2 separate regions of the Homo sapiens genome follow, and region 2 is linked to region 1. A link is a loop called in an ENCODE intact Hi-C map of the cell type or tissue named here. Cell type or tissue: psoas muscle. All regions are shown on one strand. Links, peaks and the distances in the headings refer to the core of each region. The heading gives the core; the rest is flanking DNA.

What was found. Hi-C counts contacts between places; a loop is a spot of excess contacts. Peaks named below come from ENCODE experiments on the same cell type or tissue, not always from the same donor. Only the 100,000 strongest peaks of a DNase experiment are listed, where the experiment ranks them.
Region 2: it touches region 1 in a loop (9-fold over the local background); 6 of 110 quality-filtered maps call a loop at or near these places.

The regions. Positions count from the first base shown.
Region 1 is chr17:55,816,974-55,828,157 of GRCh38, reverse strand. It overlaps a transcript of PCTP not described here. Among named protein-coding and RNA genes, the nearest start is that of PCTP, 72 kb to the right of the region's middle. In psoas muscle, for the core only: no CTCF peak of the experiment used is centred there; no DNase peak of the experiment used is centred there.
Region 2 is chr17:55,721,052-55,729,143 of GRCh38, reverse strand. TMEM100 (transmembrane protein 100) reads left to right here and starts at 6,280. Exons shown (of 2, transcript NM_018286.3): 1 at 6,280-6,525; 2 at 8,009-8,092. The coding sequence starts at 8,074. In psoas muscle, for the core only: no CTCF peak of the experiment used is centred there; no DNase peak of the experiment used is centred there; H3K4me3 peaks cover 4,160 bases; H3K27ac peaks cover 1,658 bases.

The DNA.
Region 1 (11,184 bases), core at 2,954-7,953:
GTAGGAAACTTACAGCTCCTTGCTTCTCCAATTAGTTATAGAAGGGTTTAGCATACCAATTTTCTGTTCCTTTGCTTCCCACCCCAGAGTGCCCCTAGAAAGTTTCCTGCCTTCAAAATTTTCCAAGTGAGAAGCAGTACCAGGCACTATATTAATATACACCCTTGAACGCAAATAGCATAAAATTCAGCTCTATCAAAAACTACTCCATCATGCTTGCTTTGCTGGGAGTAACAGTGGTTTTACAGGACCTGCATCCTAATAAGCTTCTCGTCAGGGAGGGATAAGCTAAGCCCCAATTCCTGCAGGTCCTCTCTCTGACTCCCACCGATTTCTACAAGTGGTTTTCTCAGCGCTTCCCTTAATTAGCCTGGACTTTCACTGAAAAAAGAAAACACCTGTAATCTTTTCCCAGAGAGGCAGAATGGAGTAAGTTCTTACCAGGAACATGGGATGCTCTAACCCCTCTAACCCCTGATCCCAGTGATGTCTCCTCTAACGGGGAATGTTCCAATTTTGGAGACTGTGGTAGGTTGATAACAACAAAACAAGTTCTGCTAGCCTCTTAGTAAGTCCTGCTGGGTTATGAGCAGTAGGTCTTTTTAAAATATAGGTGTTTCAGCTAACGCTGTGTAACAAGCTTCCCCAAAATCCAGTAGCGTAAATAATAAGTATTAAAACACACCATGCCATCAGCTGAGCATTCTTGTTTCTGTGGGCCAGGCTTAACTGAATTTAGCTGAGCTTACTTATGCTTCAGTGGTCAGCTGTGGTCAGTGGCAGGAGGCTGGCTGAACATTGAACTAGGATGGCATTAGCTGGTGGTTGGCTGGGGTGTCTTGACCTCATGTCCCTCCTTATCCAGCAGGTCAAGGCTTGTTGTCACTGGGGCTGAGCAGGATTCTAAATGAGTGGCAGAAGCATGCAAAGCCTCTGGAGACCTAGACTCCTAAGTGGCACACGGCTACTACTTGCATGAAAGAAGTCACAGGTTAGCTCAGACTCAAAGTGCAGGGAAATAGACTTTGCCTCCCTAGTGAGACAAAGTGCAAAGTCAAATTGCAACGAGCTTGGATACAAGGAGCAATAAAGAATTCTGGCCATTTTTTTTTTTTTTTTGGCTGTTTACCACAGTAGGTATCTTTTGTATCTGTTGTTGTATATTAACAGGTTAAATTACATGAAATGCTATAATAAACAACAAACAAAAAATCTTAGTGGCATTTTTCTTATTCACAACCCAGTCCAATGAGGGGCTGGTGTGTGTTGGAGAGAGAAGAGTGTTTGCACCAAGTAATTTTTCAAGGCTCCAAATTGGATTCAGAATTACCCTATGAATACTCCACATGTAGCCCTCAGGGGAAAGAAGAAAGAGCATGTGAAGGATCACGTAGGATGTCTCAGAGCCCAAACCTAGACAGGCTTACATCGTTTCCATTGGCCGGAACTTGGCCAAGATTTCATGAGCCATCTAACTGCAAAGGCATCTGGGAAGGTTCTTTGATGCCAATGAAGAAAACTAAATACGCTTTGCCTCATGTCTTTAGCGTTATGGCTGTAGCCCAAATCCCAAGGCAACAGAAATCCCGAACTATATCCTTTTCACCAACTTCAGTGTTCTTTCCTCCATATACCTAAGGGGACTGCTGGTGCCAGGCTTAGATCAGATCACCTTCTTTTTTTTTTTTTTCTTATCTTTTTAATCCTTCGGAGATGGATACTCTCATGAAGCATGGCGTTTCTTCAGATGAGGGAAGGGGATGAAATTAGCACCCTAGAGTTACCATCTGTTTCTGGCAACCCTGCTCTAGATATGGATTTGCTTGTGCGTCCAAAACCTGCTAAGCCTTTACACTCAAGTACTTCTGTACCTTCCCAGCTTTTCTGTACCTGCTCCAGAGGAGGCCACATGAGGATGTTCTTGAACTCTGCCCTTTGATGAGCAGAGAACATTTCCCACTGTTCCACATTCAGTGTTCCTCTCCAACATCCTACCACTGTGCTTACCAAGCCACAAAAAAACTCCTCAGATGATGAGACCAGGTACACTGGGTTCAAATTCCAGCTTTGCTACTTACACTTAACTGTGTGATCTCTGGCCAATTACCTAATTTTTCTGATTCTTGATTTTCTCATCTTTCACACTGGAATGATGCCGATTTCTGGGATGATAGTGAGGGCAACTATGATTGTAAAGCATCTACACAAGGTAAGCACAGTATCATCTTCTTTGCTTCTTCCTCTTCCCCACCTCCAGTGACCACATGAGTGCAGTGAAAATGAGGAGAAATGGGATTGGAATTAGCGCAGTCAGAATGAGGAGGAATGGGATTGGAGCTCTATTAAGTGATGTGTAGAGACAGGGTTTGGAGGCAGATGCAATGGAGAGGTGGCATATAACTTGCCTGTGAATGTTTAAATATGCGTTAAGGATCCTGGAGTCATGGAGTTAAGAGAAACCTGTTTTCATTGTTGCAAGGAAGATTTTTTTAAAGAAATATTATGGGCAGAGAGGCTTAGGATTTAATACGAATACATGCATTTTTCTCACAGTTGTGGGACCTTTTCACCATAGTACCATCCTCTGGTAATTTGGAAGTTTACTCAGATGTCACCTTTTTCCCAAACCTGCAAGTCTGTGATAGGCCCTAAGGCGATGCCTATGTAGCAAAAAGATGACTCTACCTTCCCCTGGCAGCCAGGTGTTAAATCATCACTAGATGGCAGTAACATCTAACGCTTAATTTGGTGAATGATCAAAACATTTTACCTTTGTTTTTCTTTTGCTTCTCTATTTCAAGCAAGCATTCACTCAACACAAAACTGAGACAGCCTTGAGTTTTTCTCAATCCTTATTTTGAAGTTGACTTAGAGACTCACAAAATTTTAAAGGGAAAAGAATGGTCCATGTCTCAAGCTACAAACAACTAACTTCTCACTGGGCTCTCAGAGCTCGGATTAAAAGACTTCAGCCATGCCCTCGACATAGAAGAAAAGATCAAGTATCTAATACTCTCCATATTGGACAAAGGGTCATTAATTTGGACAAATTACTTTTTTTCTTAAACAAGAAAAGACATTAAAAAAATTTGTGCACCTGGTGGGGATGAGCCCACTCTTCTTAACGTAAGAGCCATTTAGTTCCCCAAACAAGTTTATTTGAACTTCACTTTTATTTTTTCTCCCAGATCCCTCTCTCTTACTCCCAAATTCATTTGTATACTCAATGCTGTTTTTTCTCAAGGCACCATTAGAATAAAGATGAAAGAAAAAGATTGAAACATTAAAAAGGACTGGCAGTGTTATAAAGTCTATACCGTGCTTTGGGTGTACCAAGGAATCTGTGGCTATGGATCCTAAGATGTTCCAAGAGGGAGTTTAGTGAGGCTTTGAATTAGTCCCAGAGAACTTCCAGGCCATTCCTGGGCCCAAAGCCTTGGTCTTCTCCAAGGCTAAATTTGTTCTGCAAGGAGACTAAATATGAAACCCAGGTCCACTTATCTCTGTGTTCAGGGACCGAGTGACCTACTAAAGGTCCAGCAGGCCTAATAAATGTTGATAACAAAAGCTTCTCTCCCACCATGAAGTAGTTCCAATTACAATTTATCATTGTTTGAGACTTTGATGTTAGATACTTTGCATTGTTGCCTATAGTATTATCAGGCAAGCTGTAAAATGGAGCAGGAATTAATTTGAGACATGCACTAATTAATTTGAGACATGCACTGAGATGGAACAAGGAATAACTCTAAAGGTACAGGAGGTCAGGTCATGCCTACTGTCTTTGGGGCTGTACCTGTTTCCATCTTCATTTTAGAAATGGCTATACCAAAAATTTGCATCTAGTTAGTGGCACCTACACTTAGATTGGTGGAAATTAACCAGTTTAACAGGCAGGTGGGTACACTCTCGGAGGTCTTTGTAAGCAAGAAGACCCAGGTCAGTAACTGGGTCACTGAAACTAGGATCTCCAGAATTGGGACTAGTGCATTAGACAAGTTGATTGGTTGGATTAAAAAGAGAACATCAAGTTTGCAGTTCTATTCTATGGACTGAGTGAATGTATGGGAAGAAGGTAAAAGAAGGGAGCTACCACCCGAACTTAGTCCCCTATGGTCATGAATACCACCAGTAGATCTGAGATCTAATTGGCAGCAAGGAGTGTGGGAGTCCCTCAGACATCTGGGGCCATTAAGTCTCAAGTCTAGACAGTAGACCTAATGTGAAACCAGTCTGCAATAGGGAGTTATGCAGCACTATTCATCTCCATCAGGAATAGCTCAGGCGGAGCTGTGCCTGAAGCTGTGGAGCATCAGCAGAGCTAGCTGTGACCAGCTAGGGATACAGAAGCAGTGAAAGCCAGGCTGGGGCTGATGCAGTGTTGAAAAAGTTGTGTCTCTGGACATGTCCAAAACAGTTGCCACATAGGAGCTCTCTTGACAATTGCCTGGACTACAGTCCACTGAAAATAACATTTCCTATCACAAGGAATTGATATACAAGATTGACATGCAGAAGGGGACACTAGGAGCCATCGTTTTGCCTTGAAGTGAAAACCCAAGACTGCTGTTTACTTCTCTTGCCAGTTTCTAATTTATATATTTACTTTCCAATTTTGCTTCTTCAGTGAATAAAAAAAGATCTGCTGATGAGAAGACAGGGAGAAGAAAGGAGAGCTCTGAGGCGGAAGCTTTGCTGCCATTTTAATATCAGCACTTCCCAGTCGCTACTTTTTAGTCATTTGAAAAAAATGTTTTAAAGGATGAACTTAATTGTGTTTTCTTCTTAGAAATTTTAACTTTGGGTGTAGAATATTCTGTCAATGGTAAGACAACATATCCCATCTGGAATGACACTGAAGGCCATTTTTAAATTTATCAGCAAAATAGAATAAATATTTGTAATACTAGGGTAAAAATTCTGACAAAGCATTGTAGCTACTTACAGGAGAAAAATTTAAATTCTACTGCTCTTTGACCAGCTAGGCAACTGACCTCTAAAAATTTTGATAAGCATATCCTCCAAGTGACAATGGCATTTTATTCATTAGAATGCGAGCTCCAAGAGGGCAGGTAATTTTGTCCATTTTATTCACTGCTATCTTTCCAGTACATAGATGATAGTGAACACATCTGTGAATAATATGTGAATTTCACATCTGCGAAAATACTGTGAATAAATGAATTAATTCAGGGCTTATGAGAAAAAACAATGAGATAAGAAATGATACCTGCACCCATTTCAGTGTTTCAACAAAGACTCAGCTTCTTTTCTCATGTCTTTATCTTTATGTCCTTCCTCTTCCTTCCACTCAATCTATTGCAGAATGTTTGGGTTTGCCAAAAACTTGATGAGGTCTCTCTGATTCTGAGCTTCCCGCTTGGTTCTGCTCTGATTCTAAAGAATCAAATGGAAAGAGCAAAGGATGAGAGTAAGTACAGCCACAAAAATTCCTGGGGATACTTCAGGATGCACAGAATAAGGGGTTTGGATAGTCATGGAAGGATGCAATTCTACTTCTAGCCTCTGGATCACGAGGAATAGAATGAAAGAGTATATTCTTAAATTGTGTTATGTGAGCTGATTTTTATCCTCTTTCTCAAAAACCCTGCAAGAATAGCCATATGCATATTTAATCCCCCCACTGAAATATTCCAACTGACAAAGGGTACCATTGTGCCATTTCCCACAAAAGGGTAACCATGCCTGTGGCTTCTTTCAGGTTTGGATTATTGTAGGCTCTTCGGTCATCTTTTGTCCAAGAAGAGAAGGCCACAGTCAAGGTACTGATTCTGCCAAACTCAGTCAAACATCCTGAAATGTGTTCCAACATTTGGAATTTGACAAAATCCCAGCACATTTGGCTTGAGTCCCCCTTTCCCCTTAATTACTGAGCCCAAACAGAAAATGTAATCCATCTGCTTCACAGTCATTTTCCCAAAACTCATCCAAATGTTCCTTGGTGAGAACTATTTGACGTCTTTGTTTTGTGGGCTTAACACCTTCCTTCTCACGTTTTGTTTCTTGGAACTAGGAAGCAGACAGAGCCAACAGTAACAGGACTCACTTTCAAACGCAAGACATAATCTGTAAAATCAGGTGCTGGGGGTGGAGGGTCAAGAGTCTCACCTCCAGAATGACAGCTGTGACATATCTGAGGGAGAATTAAGGAATTAATTCAGTTCACTGAGGATAGATTCCTTGCCACCCCATATCCACAGCGCCTGGGAGCCAACACCTCACCCCAGTTCCAGGGTGAGAAAGTCAGAGGCAGAGATTTCACTAATTTCTACTGTTTCGTGTTGGTCACTATTGTGAACACCCCAGCCTTGTACACAAGGATGCTCACAAGATCCATCTAATGGCATTTTGTAAGACCCTGAAACTCAAAATGAGACAAAAATGAGTTAAAATCCTAACTAGTATGGTAATTACTAGTTTTGTGACCTTGGGCAATTTCCTTATCTCTGAACTCATGTTTTCCCTTTGTAAATAAAACTAAAAGTTTCCTGGCATATTTATTATGAGACTTAGGTAAGATTACATAGTTTAGCACAGTACCTAGCATTTAGAAAGTGCTAAATTAACAATAGCTATTTGTATTGTTGGTTTTTATGACAGCTTTATTGAGATATAATTCACATGCCATGCAATGAACCAATTTATGTGTACAATTTAATGGTTTTTAGTAAATAACAGAGTTGTACAACCATCATTACAATAAATTTTAGAACATTTTATCACCCCCAAAAGAAGCTCCATATCCATTAGCATCACTTCCCATTTCTTCTTAATCCCAAGCAACTGCTAATTTACTCTTTGTATGGATTTGCCTATCCTGAACATTTCACGTACATGAAATGATATATGATCCTTTGTGAATGACTTCTTTCATTTGACATAATGTTTTCAAAGTTCCTCCATGTTGTACCATGTATCAGTACTTCATTGCCAAATAATATTTCATTGTACAGATATATTATGTTTTATTCAATCATCAGTCATTGGAAATTTGGACTATTTCCATTATTTGCCTATTATGAAAAATGCTCCTATGGACATTTACGTACAAGTTTGTGTGTTGACCTGTGTTTTTATTTCTTCTGTATCTATACTTAGGAGTAGAATTTCAAAGTCAAATGTTAACCTTTTGAACATTAAACCTCTGTGTTCAACATTTTAAAAAACTGCCTTGTATTTTCCAAAGTGGCTGCACTGCCTAACATTCCTTTTAGCAGTGTATGAGAACTCCAACTTCTTCATATCCTTGCCAACACTTGTTATTATTCATCTTTTTCATTATAGCCATCCTAATGGGTGTGAAGTGGCATCTCACTGCAGTTTTAGTTTGCACATCCCTGATTGCTAATTATGTTGAACATACTGTATGCACTTATTGGCCATTTGTATATCTTCTTTGGAGAAATGTCTATTCAGATTATTTTCCATTTTTTAATTAAGTTTTTGTCTCTTGTTGTATCATTTCTTTATGTATTTTAGATACAAGCCCTGCTGTAGCCTGAATGTGTTTCCTCAAAATTCATATGTTAAAGTCTAATCACCAATGTGATAGTATTAAGATGTAGGGCCTTTAGGGGTGATTAAGTTATGAGAGTAGAATCCTCGTGAATGAGATTAATGACCTCATGAAAGAGGTTCGAGGGAGCTATTCATCCCCTTGGCCCTTTCATCCCTTCTATCATGTGAGGACCTAATAACAAGGCACTATTTTGGAAGCCCAGAGCAGCTCTCACCAGCCCCTAGATTTGCTAGTGCCTTGATATTGAATGTCCCAGCCTCCAGAACTATGAGAAATAGATTTCTATTACTTATATAAATTACCTGCTCTTCAGTATTTTGTTATAGCAACAGGAATGCCCCTTATCAGATATATGATTTGCAGAAATTTTCTCCCATTCTGTGCATTGTCTTGTCACTTTCTTTATGGTTTCTTTTGAAGCACAAAAGTTATTAATTTTAATAAAGTTACATTTATCTATTTTGTTTATTTTTTTGCTTATGCTTTTGGTGCTAGATCTAAGACATTATTGGCAAATCCATAAAAAAATTTGCCCCTATGTTTTCTTCTAAGAATTTTATAGCTTTAGCTCCTACATTTAAGGTCTTTGATCTATTTTGAGTTAATTTTTATATACGGTGGCAGGTGATCTAATTTCATTCTTTTGCATATGGATATCCGGTTGTCTCAGTACCATTTGTTGAAAAAGATTATTCTTCCCCCATTGAATTTTCTTGATACTCCTTCATGGAAAATCAATTTATTGTAATTGAGAGGGTTTATTTCTGGATCCTCAATTCTATTCTATTGATTTATATATCAATCCTCATGCCAGTACAACACCATCTTGATTACTGTAGATTTGTAGCAAGTTATTTGTAGTAAGCTATTTTTTTAGGCAGGGTCTCACTCTGTTAGTGCAGTGGAATGATCACAGCTCACTGCAGCCTCAACCTTCTGGGCTCAAGCAATCCTACCACCTCAGCCTCCCAAGTAGCCAGGACAACAGATGCACACTACCATGGTTGGCTAATTTTTTGTTTATTTATTTTGTGGATTTGGGATTCCCTATATTTCCTAGGCTGGTCTTGAACTCCTGAACTAAAATGATCCTCCCACTCTCCTACCTCAGCCTCCCAAATTGCTAGGATTACAGGCATGAGCCTCTGCACCCGGCCTGTAGTAAATTTTTATATCAGGAACTGCAAATCTTCCAATTTTGTTCTTCTTTTTCAATATTGTTTTTCTATATATAAAATTATGTATCCTCAGATAGTTTTGCTTTTTCCTTTCCAATCTTAATGTCTTTTATTTCTTTTTCTTGCCTAATTACCCTGGCTAAAGCCTCCAGCACAATTTTGAAAAGGAGTGTTAAGAGCAGACACCTTGGTCTTATTTCTGATCTTAGGGGGAAAGCTTTTAGCCTTTCACAATTAAGTATGTTAGCTGTGGTTTGTTCATAAACACCCTTTAGCAGGTTGGGGAAGTTCCCTTCTATTTCTAGTTTGTTATGTGTTTTCTATCATGAAGGGGTGTCGCTGTTATTAAACAACAATGCCGCTGTTTTCTTTTTCCCGTTTTTCCTCTCTTCTTTCCTTTTCTTTTTTTTTTTTTTTTTTTTTTTTTTTGATTTCTTTCCAGAGCCTGGTAGGACACCAGGACAACATCAGGAAAGAGGAAGCCACAGGCTGCCATGCATTCACTCCCTGAAGTGCCCTGTGAGCCAGCATCTGCCACCTCCTCCCTCCTGGCCACCCTTCTGACCGTGCCCTTGCTGTTCTGGCACAAGATGCACCCCTCCCACTTTGATCTGCTTCACTGGCTTACCATCTTCTAGTTTTGGGGTCTGTGGCTTCCTGTCACTCTTCTTCATGGTTCGGATCTCTTTTCTACCTCTTTCCAGGTGTCCTACACTGCTTTGGCAGCTACTGGTGTTTGGAAAGCTAAAGGCTATTTTCCAGACAGAAGAATTTCCTTTTCACTCCTGTACCCAATTTAATTCCACAAATATTTCATGACCACTTTTTTCTCATGCCAGTCATTGTTCTTGTTTGATCCTAGTAATACTCACAATAACCCTATGAAGTTGTTTTTTGTTTGACCCATTTTACAGAAGAGAAAACAGAGCCTCCACATAGCTAAGTAGTTTGTCCAAGATTACATACATAGTAAGTGGAAAAACCAGAATTTTTTACAGATCTGCAAGATCTATCTGCTTAGAGCAAAAAAGAGTGATACTCACACAGTGACAAATGCTGAGATAGAACTCAGGGCACCAGTTGCCATGTTGGAATAGCCAGGAGGAGCTAGGAAAGTGGTCTTGTTTAAAACCCAAGGCTGCTATTGATCTGGCCTCTGCCAACTTCTCTGACCTCATCTTTCAAAAAATACATGCCTACCCACCCAAGACATGCTGAATCACATCATGCGATCTCCGTTTCTGTGCTTTTTCCCTCTATCTCAGCCAACTGCCTCCCCCATGCAACTGTGAACTTCCAGATGCCTGGCTAACTTCTATTCTTACTTTGAGACCCAACCTTGGATTCGTTTCTCATGAAAAGTCTTTCTGACCCACCCCAAGCTGTGCTGCATCATATCCTGTACATACCTGTATCATGGTACTCACCAAACTTAGGTCTTACTCCCTCTCCCTCTCCCCTATGACCAATCACCAATAAACTGTGAGCCCTTCAAGGTAGAGTCATGGTTAGTTTTCCTCTGTAACCCCTAGGACCCAGGAGAGTTCCTGGCTCATAGTGTGTTCTTAGCCATGGTTTCTTGAATAACTAATTGAAATCTTTGGGATGAGCTCTTGTAGACAGATACCCTCTCTGACTAGATTTAAATTTTCTTTCTGCCCAAATAGATTAAAAGGTGCGACATTTTCTTGTTCTCTTTCAAACTGAGGAATCTGAATTCTAAACCAAGGAGTGCAAGCCTGTGAAATTTGAGCTTCAGACAATAAAGCTACTTTTCCACTTTGTACATGACAACTCACAGTCATCAGTTCTCCATAAGGCAAACCTCACCAAAGATGATAATCCAAAGGAGGAAACCAAGGACCTCACTTTAAATGCACAGCAGGAGCACCCTCCCATTCTACCGGAAGAACTGACCTTCTTAGGTGCTTCCCCACATCCAGGGATCTGCAGTCAAGGCCACCTTTAGGTTAAAAAGCACAAGATGGTCATTTCTTCAGCTATTAAACAAAATAATAACTTGACTTCTGGCTCAATGCCAGCTCAGTGAAAATAAGCCAACTGCAAGAAGAGGAACTTTCTGGACTCTGTGGCAACTCTTAGAGCAAAGTTTTAGCACAGCTACTTTTTGCCTTCTCCTCCAAGAGAGAAAGCTGTGAGGTCAGGTCCAGGATGACAATACCCAACAACCCCCAAAAGACTCTTGGTTTTAATCCTTGCCAATTTCCCTCCAAGCCCTGGCACAACTTGAGCTGAAAACACACATGCTATTTTCATTTAAGCGAGAATGCTGAACCACTGGGTATTTTTTTCCTGGGTTTTCTGTTAACTCTGTCTACAAAATGTGGTTTTAAGAAATATTACTCCTGGTCATTTATCTAACAGACCATACTGTGATCTGTAAGCTCCATCTTTCTTGCAGCTTTCACATTCTATTAAAATGGGATCTTTTACCAGGAAATTTAC
Region 2 (8,092 bases), core at 3,093-8,092, 99 kb after region 1:
TAAAGTCAGGCTACTGTTTATAATGCACAGAGCTCACTGTGCAATCCTGTTCAAAACCACATTGCTCTCAAAAGAAAGTCCAAACTCGCCATCGAGGCGATAATCCGACCATAAACTATTTCCGGTCTTATTTTGACTGCTCTCTGCCTGCCCTGTGCTCTTTAAAATTCTGCCAAACAGGCTACTCAGTGCTCTTTGTAGAAGACTTGCACTTTTCAAAGCTATGCTTGAATACAGGCTGTTTCTTCCACCTAGAATCATGTTCTTTCCTTTTCTATTTATAATGTTAAATGCCTGTGTGCCATGAAGATTCCAACCTCCACCACCCCCTACCCCCTACACACACACACCCCTGGGCCTGAATTGATTTCATCTTCCCTGGGCCTTCCACAGCCGTTTGTTATTCCTTCAAGAAAAGGATTACCCACGTTGGTGTCCCTGTGACTTTCCTGTTCTGGATGGTAAACTCCATGAAAGCAGAGACCATGCTTTGCCCACTGTTTTGCATCTGCTCAGCTAGAGCATTTAGCAAGTTCCTGGCACCCAAAGGAGCACAGGAACTAAAATGCTTCTGAAGGCAGAGGAATGGCCTGGGTGACTTTTGAAGTGGCCTGACTGCTATGGCATCTTCCACGGATTCCGCAGGTACCAGGCCTATGTCTGTCCCGGCCTCAAACCTACCCAAATCTGCTTAGTAATGCAGCTCTATTTTAATGCTCAGATGTATACAAGGCAAAATACATGGCTTAATCATTCTAGAAGCAGTAGGCACCCCTTTTCAGAGCACTTTTCCCAAACTAAATCTAGTTAGAGGATATCACCCTGAACCCAAGAAAATGAGACTTAAGCTAAACTTAGGAAAATGTACATAATATAATTTTAAAAATGAATTCCTCACAACACAACATAGAAGAAGAAAGAGGTACCTAGATTTGAAACCTGGCTCTGCCACTTTAAATAAAATACAAATACCTGAGAGATGACTGTGTTATGGGTAGTACATGTTAGATGCTTGTGTTAATGTGTCCCTTTCCTCTTCAAACTGAGCACATTGTGTGCGTCAGTTCAGAAGGAAGGAGCCCAGGTTCTGGAGTTAAACCCAGAAACAGGGCCAGTCTCTGAACCTCCATTTCTTTTTTTCCCTCCCCATTTCTTTCTCAGCAAAATTAAAAAGTGACTTGTGAAAAATATCCTCCATGCTCCTCTTACCAAGCCTGCAACTTAAAACCTATGGTTTAAACTGTGCTTTCAATTATCTGGAGGAGGCCAGCACTGATGAGCCCATCCTGAGCCAGTCATTTTAAGGCCAGTGCTACCTAACTGAGACAAGGCTAATCTGGTCGGTAAGTATATTCTGCTCTGTGACTATGGAATGGGGAAAAGCTAACTGACCCTTACAGAGATACCATTGATTATCCGTTTTTAGGACACTTTACATGTTGCGAGGTGATTTCCAATTTCCAGTATCAGATTGGTGTCAAAGCCTAGAAATTGTACAGCGATTAGGAGTCGACTGGGTGCCACACAATGTTTATGTACATAATTTTATGACCAAGACAAGTGATATTTGGCACCTGAGACTAGGGGGAGATTTCTCCTGTAAACGAGCACCAAAGGGCTCCATGCTATCAGGTATAGGGAGGAGTGGCAAAGGGGTGAGGTCATTGTGATCCCTTCCCTTCTCCTCCCTGAAAAAAAAACAAGTATGGTGTGTTTCCTGCAAGCCCCAGAATATGTGAGCCTTAGCTCACTCACTAAGGGAGGCTGACCCTAGGAGTGTGCATTTGTCTTAGGAAAGAAAGTGTCAGCCCATTTTGAGGTAACTCTCGAACTTCGGGCTTCCTCATCTTTGGCCTCCAAAGAATAACGTACATAAACATAAAATGCGATGCAAAATGTATGGGGTTGTATCAGGATGGCAGGAGTTTCGGTGTATATTCTGATTTTGAGACAAGAAAATCAATTCTTCTCATCTGAGGCCAGAATGGTAATTAGTTCTTGTTGAAGTGAGAGATTATTTACTCAGCTCTATTTTTTTATGTTTATGTGACCTTTCATAGTTACTCAGAACAAAATGGGGTAAGAGAATGGGGATTGTAATGTGAATCTAAAAGATGTATGTTTCCCTTTCTATATTCAAATGGATCTTATGAGATTCCCATACCTAGAAATTGACCACCAATTAGTAAAATACAGATTTATATCTAAGGCACATTCATTGTTCCTCTTGGTACTATCAGATCTCTCTATTTAATGTCCTAGACCTCAAAGAAAAGTGTTTTGGAGGAGAAAAAAAGAAAAGGAGGAATAATAACATGACCTGCTATCCAAAATGAACACAGAAGCACAGATCACTTTCCAAAATGTCCATGATTTCAGAACATAAATGCAGGCACACCCTTAAAAGAAGCATTAGAGAGGAGAAAACCTGGCCAGCTTCCCAAATCTCCCTGCATCCAATTGGACTGGGTGATGACTGAGATCAAAGGCATGTGGTGATTGGACAGAAGGCCAAGAGGAACTGGCATCCTCAAGGCTGCTGGAAATTAGCCAGCTCAAACACACCAAGCAAAAGCAAATTGGAAATAAAGACAGGCGAGTAATCAAATGCACATGGGGGCATGCTTCACAAAATGCGAACTTCATGTGTTCCCAGAGGAGAAATTGCCAGGTCTTCAACAGCACAAACTCAATAGGAAAATCAAAACATCCCCTTTTGCAACCTTAGAGCCTGAATCTTTGGCTTCCACTTTAGGGAAATGGGCAAAATGACCTCTTTGTCATAGTACACACCATGCTCCCTGCCCTCCTCCACTCCCAGACCCCTCTCCCCTAAGTAACTTTGTCTTTCATTTTGTTTCTAAAGAAAAAAAAATGAGATTTTTGCAATTTGGGGCATTCTCTCTGGAACAGCAAATGTTCCCAGCTCTGCCGTTTACAATGCCTTTGGTGGAAGGTCACCTCGGAGGTGTGATTTTTCAGTATAACATAATTTCTATGGTGCCTTGACATCCTCCAATGAAGAGCACCAATAGGACCACTCCTCTGACATTAGGGAGAGGGTCCACTCAGGCACCAAATGCCATTCTCACCACTAATCCTAATCTTCCTTGTACTCCTTTTATTACCTGCATGTTATTGGGAAAGAGGATGGTTTATGGTCCCATTCCCCTACATACACACTTTCCAACCCCATACTCCCTTAGAAATGTAGAGCAAAGATTACGAATTCTTTTCTGCAGGTTCTGATTCACAGAGGGAGAGCATCAGAATGGGGGCTTTGGATAGGAAAAACCTTGCAAATTAGTGCCTGAATAAAGATATAAAAAGAGAAAAGTGAAGGAAGATATTCTTCTCAAACTTGATGCCCTTTCTCTCTGTCTCTGTCTGTATACACACACACACACACACACACACACACACACACACACACACACACACATATATATGGGTTACATTTTCATGGAGGACAACAGAGTAAAATCCAGCAGCATTTAAGGGATTTCCTCTTGCCAAATTGTCTCCGGTCCCTTAATTGTGTTTAAGCCTTGCTGAGTACTTTGTTTACGGTCCCTAATGTGGTGATTTGCATCCCCCTGTCTGGGTTGCTCTTGGCAGGGCAGGCAGCTGTCTCAGTCTAACTCTGGCTGGGAAAGGTAAGGATCTTTGCTTTGCTTTTTGAAAGATCTGGGAAGGAAATGTTGAATGTCTATGGGGGTTAGGGGCATAGATATAATTCATGCATTGGAGGCTTTGAGAAAAGTTCTCCAAACTTAAAGGAGTCTCCTAAAGCCATGTGCTTTAGAAAGAACTAGAGAGATTTCCTCTTCTTTGTGAAAATAGAGGGCTCGCAGAAATAAGGCTGGTTGCATTGTGGATGAAATTTTGCATTTGGGGGCAGGTGTCCCCAAAGGATGCCCAGGGGTGTTTAATACTTTGTAGACACAGAGTGGAAGGAGGAATAAACATTCAGAAACAACAGGCATAGATCACTAGGAATTCTCTTTGAATTTCAATTTGAAGAGGTAAAGTCAGTTAAAGCTGCATGTGTCAGTGGTTAGGATGACAGGCTTCTATTCTTCTGATACAATGTCTGCTTTATACCAAAACTTTCTACCTCTTTGAATTTAAAATACAAATCATTGGTTGTCTACTCAGAGTCTAGAGATGTGTACCTGTGTATCAAGGCAGGTGCACACACCCTGTGGAGGAGCATTGGTGTGAATGAGGCACCTGAGCCTGACAAGGTTGAAGAAAGCTTTGGTATTGGAAGTGATGACAGATTTGTGCTCCTAGGACACAGACACACTCACTGCGCCTCATTATAGACTCAGTCAAGGGCTTACTATGAAAAAAGCTGCCATTGTCCTCTCTCTAGACGTTCAATGTTTGCACCTTTAGCTTTGGTAACAGGAAAGCATGCTTTTCAACAGAATAAGGTGATATTCAGAGCTTCAGTGCAGTTATTGGGCTATCTTGCAGGCAAAGTGGTACTAGAAAATAGAGGGGAATTGCCCTCAAGGGCCAGAGTTTGCAGGTGAGAAGACAGCTCTGTTAAGGAGCTTCTCAAGAACCTCCATTGTACGTAGCCAGCGGCCCCCATCTTACCATCTTCCGGGGGCAACTTTGGCAAGTTCTGAAATGCCCTGGTTCTAAGTATTCCTGACCCTCAACACCAAGTGACGGTACTCCTCAGATATGAAAGCTGTCTCTTTAGGTCTGACATTTTTAAAGTGTGAGGATCATGGTGACCAAGGCCTCCAGGTACTTGCCATGACTCCCCCAACCTCAGGGACTTTTCAACTTTATTTTTTATAAGGACATAACCCTCTCTCTGGCTTTCATTCCAGAATAAACAACTTCTGGTCCCTCTCTTTTTGTGACAAGTCATCAGGGTATTGCTACAAGGCAAGGCTGGAGAGAGTGTGCTGTGGTAGAGGAGAGGCGAGATGTTTGAGAACATCCAAGCCCTTTGCCAGCTATTAGAGAAATCTAACAATTTGAGAGAAAGATGGAAAACAAATCTCTTCCAAGAGTTAATTTGGATTTGTGGTTCACAGTATTAATTAGAAGAGGTTATTAACACTTGTGCAGATGAAAAAATGGAGGATGTAAACTTTTAACTACAGAGTGTAGGATGAGCTCCCAGTATTATCTTTTCTCCTCAAAAAGACAATCTTGGGCTTTATATGTTTCAAGGTTTTAAAAATTTCACAGTTTGTCTGTAAGAAAGCATAAACCTATAAAGTCACTTACAGGTTTATGGGGTGGGAAATAGATGTTTAACTTTATTGTTTAAGTATGATGTGTCAAGTTGTATATGTTTGAATGTTTAAAATACCTTGATCCTTAAAGTGGGCCAAGGAACAGAGGTCTCAACATAGGTAGGGAGCTTGTTACAGACTTACTGAATCAGAATCTAAATTTAACAATCTCCCCAAATGATATATATATCCATTAAAGATTAGGGTTCAAACCAAGGGTGTCTCTGTTACTGGGTGATCTTTGTTAAATTACTTAACCTCTCTGAGCCTGTTTCCTCATTTATGAACTAGTGAGAATTAACATTAATATGTGACATTTCTTAATATTGTGCCATGTCCACAGTAGGTGCTCTATAAATGGTAGCAATTATCATGATGATGATAATCTTGGTGCTGCTAAAGTTACCTCCTTGCAAAAGCAGTAAACAATCATGTTTAAATCAATATAACTGGCTTTCCCCCTTAACCACAAACATTTGTGCCTCCCACCCTCATTCCTAAATGAATTAACACTCAACAAGTGGGGTTTTAAGCTTCAGATGACTATCACGCACATATAAAGAATAATGGAAAACCTAGGAACATGGATTTTTGCTGGCTTAGAGACTGAATTCAGCTGCCTGATGACTTCACAGCTGTTTCTGCCACCCTAGAGTATCTGTCCCCTCGGCTCTGTCCCCTCAGCCGGGTCTGCAACGCTGACTCTGGGATTTTCTTATAAAAATGCCTGATGGACGGGAGGAAGATCTGGAGGTCGGCGGGGGAAAAAATGAGTCATTCAAATTCACAAAGCAGTCCGCTTAGTAAATGCTGCAAGAGAAAAAGTAAAAGCTGGCTCCTGTCTCTGGGGAATCTGTAGAAATGATTCGGACTCATCATGTCACTGAGCAAAGCTGGGGGAAGCCAAAACTCAGAATCTGCTGGCAAGGAAAAGAACGAAGGAAAAAAAAAAATGTTAGGGAGGGGCAAACCCGAGGGGGAGGGAATAAAAAGAGAGAGGGAGGGAAAGACAAGCGTCATTTAGGAACAGAGGTAGCCTGAAAGAAGCAGGAACTCCAGGATCCCAAACCAGAGCAGACCCTATAGTAAAGTATTTTTACATCTTTTCCTTTCCCCAGAAGAGATCCCTAACCTATTGTTTTATTGACAGCCTTGCTGTTAGAGGCTCTTTCCCAGAAGTTGGACGAAGAGGCTCAGGCGTTGCTGTTTCTTGTCTTCCAAGTCAAGTGGTTACTCTGGTAATGGATTGCCTCTCTCCGAGGTGAGTGTAAGTAATTTGGGGACAGATCTTGATTTTCAGGTTAGCTCAATCTCAGCTTTGGGGTGAAGTTATTTTTTTCAGACATAATCTCAAATATCTTTTAACTGGCCTCACCAGAAGTTAGGGTGTCATTGGACAACAGTGATTAATTAGTTTGGTGATTAAAAATGACATGTGAGTAGGCAGCTCTAAGATTTAGTTTCATTGCTCAGGGAGTGATATTTTGACTTTCCAGAGCAGGGAAGAACCAGTGAGGTTTGATTTGGAGTTGAATTTGTTTTCAGTGGATGCTTAATATATTTAAAGTATGAATCTCATTGAAATGGTCTCAAGTATCTTTCTTTAAACTTGTTCGGTAACTACAACTGCTCAACTGTGTAGCAGCTAGACAGCTTTTTGAGAATGGAAGACAGTGACTCAACCATGTCTGAGCAGCAGACAAGTTTTCACTGATTTCTCATAGACAGCATTTCAACCAGATACTTTTGATCAAAAGTCTCAAGCTTTGTCCTGAAATGTTCAGGTACGAAATACTTAGAAAGGGTCATTGCAGCAAGTTTTATACACAAAGGCATGGAGGAAAATGAAGGTTGTGAAAGTTTCCTGAAAACCTAGCATGCTTATTTGTTTCTGCATGTTGTAGTATACATAATATCGAAATTTTGTGTTGAGCTTAATAGAAAATTTGTGAATTGACAGCTAATTACTCAAATAATTGATTTTATTTTGCCAAGAGAAAGCACAAAATTATATCCTATGAAGGGGTTGAATTTTTTTTTCTTATTTTTTCTCTTTTATAGCAGATTGGAAGATATTGTTACACTTCAGACCACAAATCCCCACCTCATTTTCAATGAATTTTTTGCTGAACTGTCCACCTAAAGTGGGTAATAAAAAGATCCCAGGGAGCAGGTTGCACTGTGTTTAATAGTAACACAATAAAGATTTGTTGGCTGTCATTCAATGGAGAAGAACATCATTTGTTGCTGGCCACTTGCCTTGACATTGATTTTGTGGGCAGCCAATGGGTGATAGTTTGCAAAGAATGCATGTTATGCCCAGCAAGATTGGCGGAGTCTGAGTTGCTGTAAGTTCTGGGATTAATGGTACGAAATATTGTTTGTAATGTATTCTCCTCTTGAATGAGACCATCTTTGGATTAGGATTCAGGCATTTCTGTGTATTCAGAGGAAGGAGAAGCAATAGACAAAGCAGAAAAGCTTGTAAAACTTTTGTAGACCGCCAGGGTATATTAAACACTGTAAGTGCTTCCTGCTTTTTCTGTCTTCCCTTCATATGCATCTGCTTCATCTTATTTTTTGCCTAAATGCAAAGAGAATGCAACCAATTCAAAAAAAGAGTAAAGTTGCTTTTCACATGGATCTGTGCCTCCTAGAAAGGAGGTGCCTCCCCAGCTTTTCATTTCTGCTTACAGGGTGTACATTCTGATACATGTAGCTGACATCTCCTGTTATCTTCACAGCTTTCACCCTGGTGAGACTGTCCAGATCTAGTCTGTAAACCCAGCTTAGAAGCACTGTTGTAAAAATGACTGAAGAGCCCATCA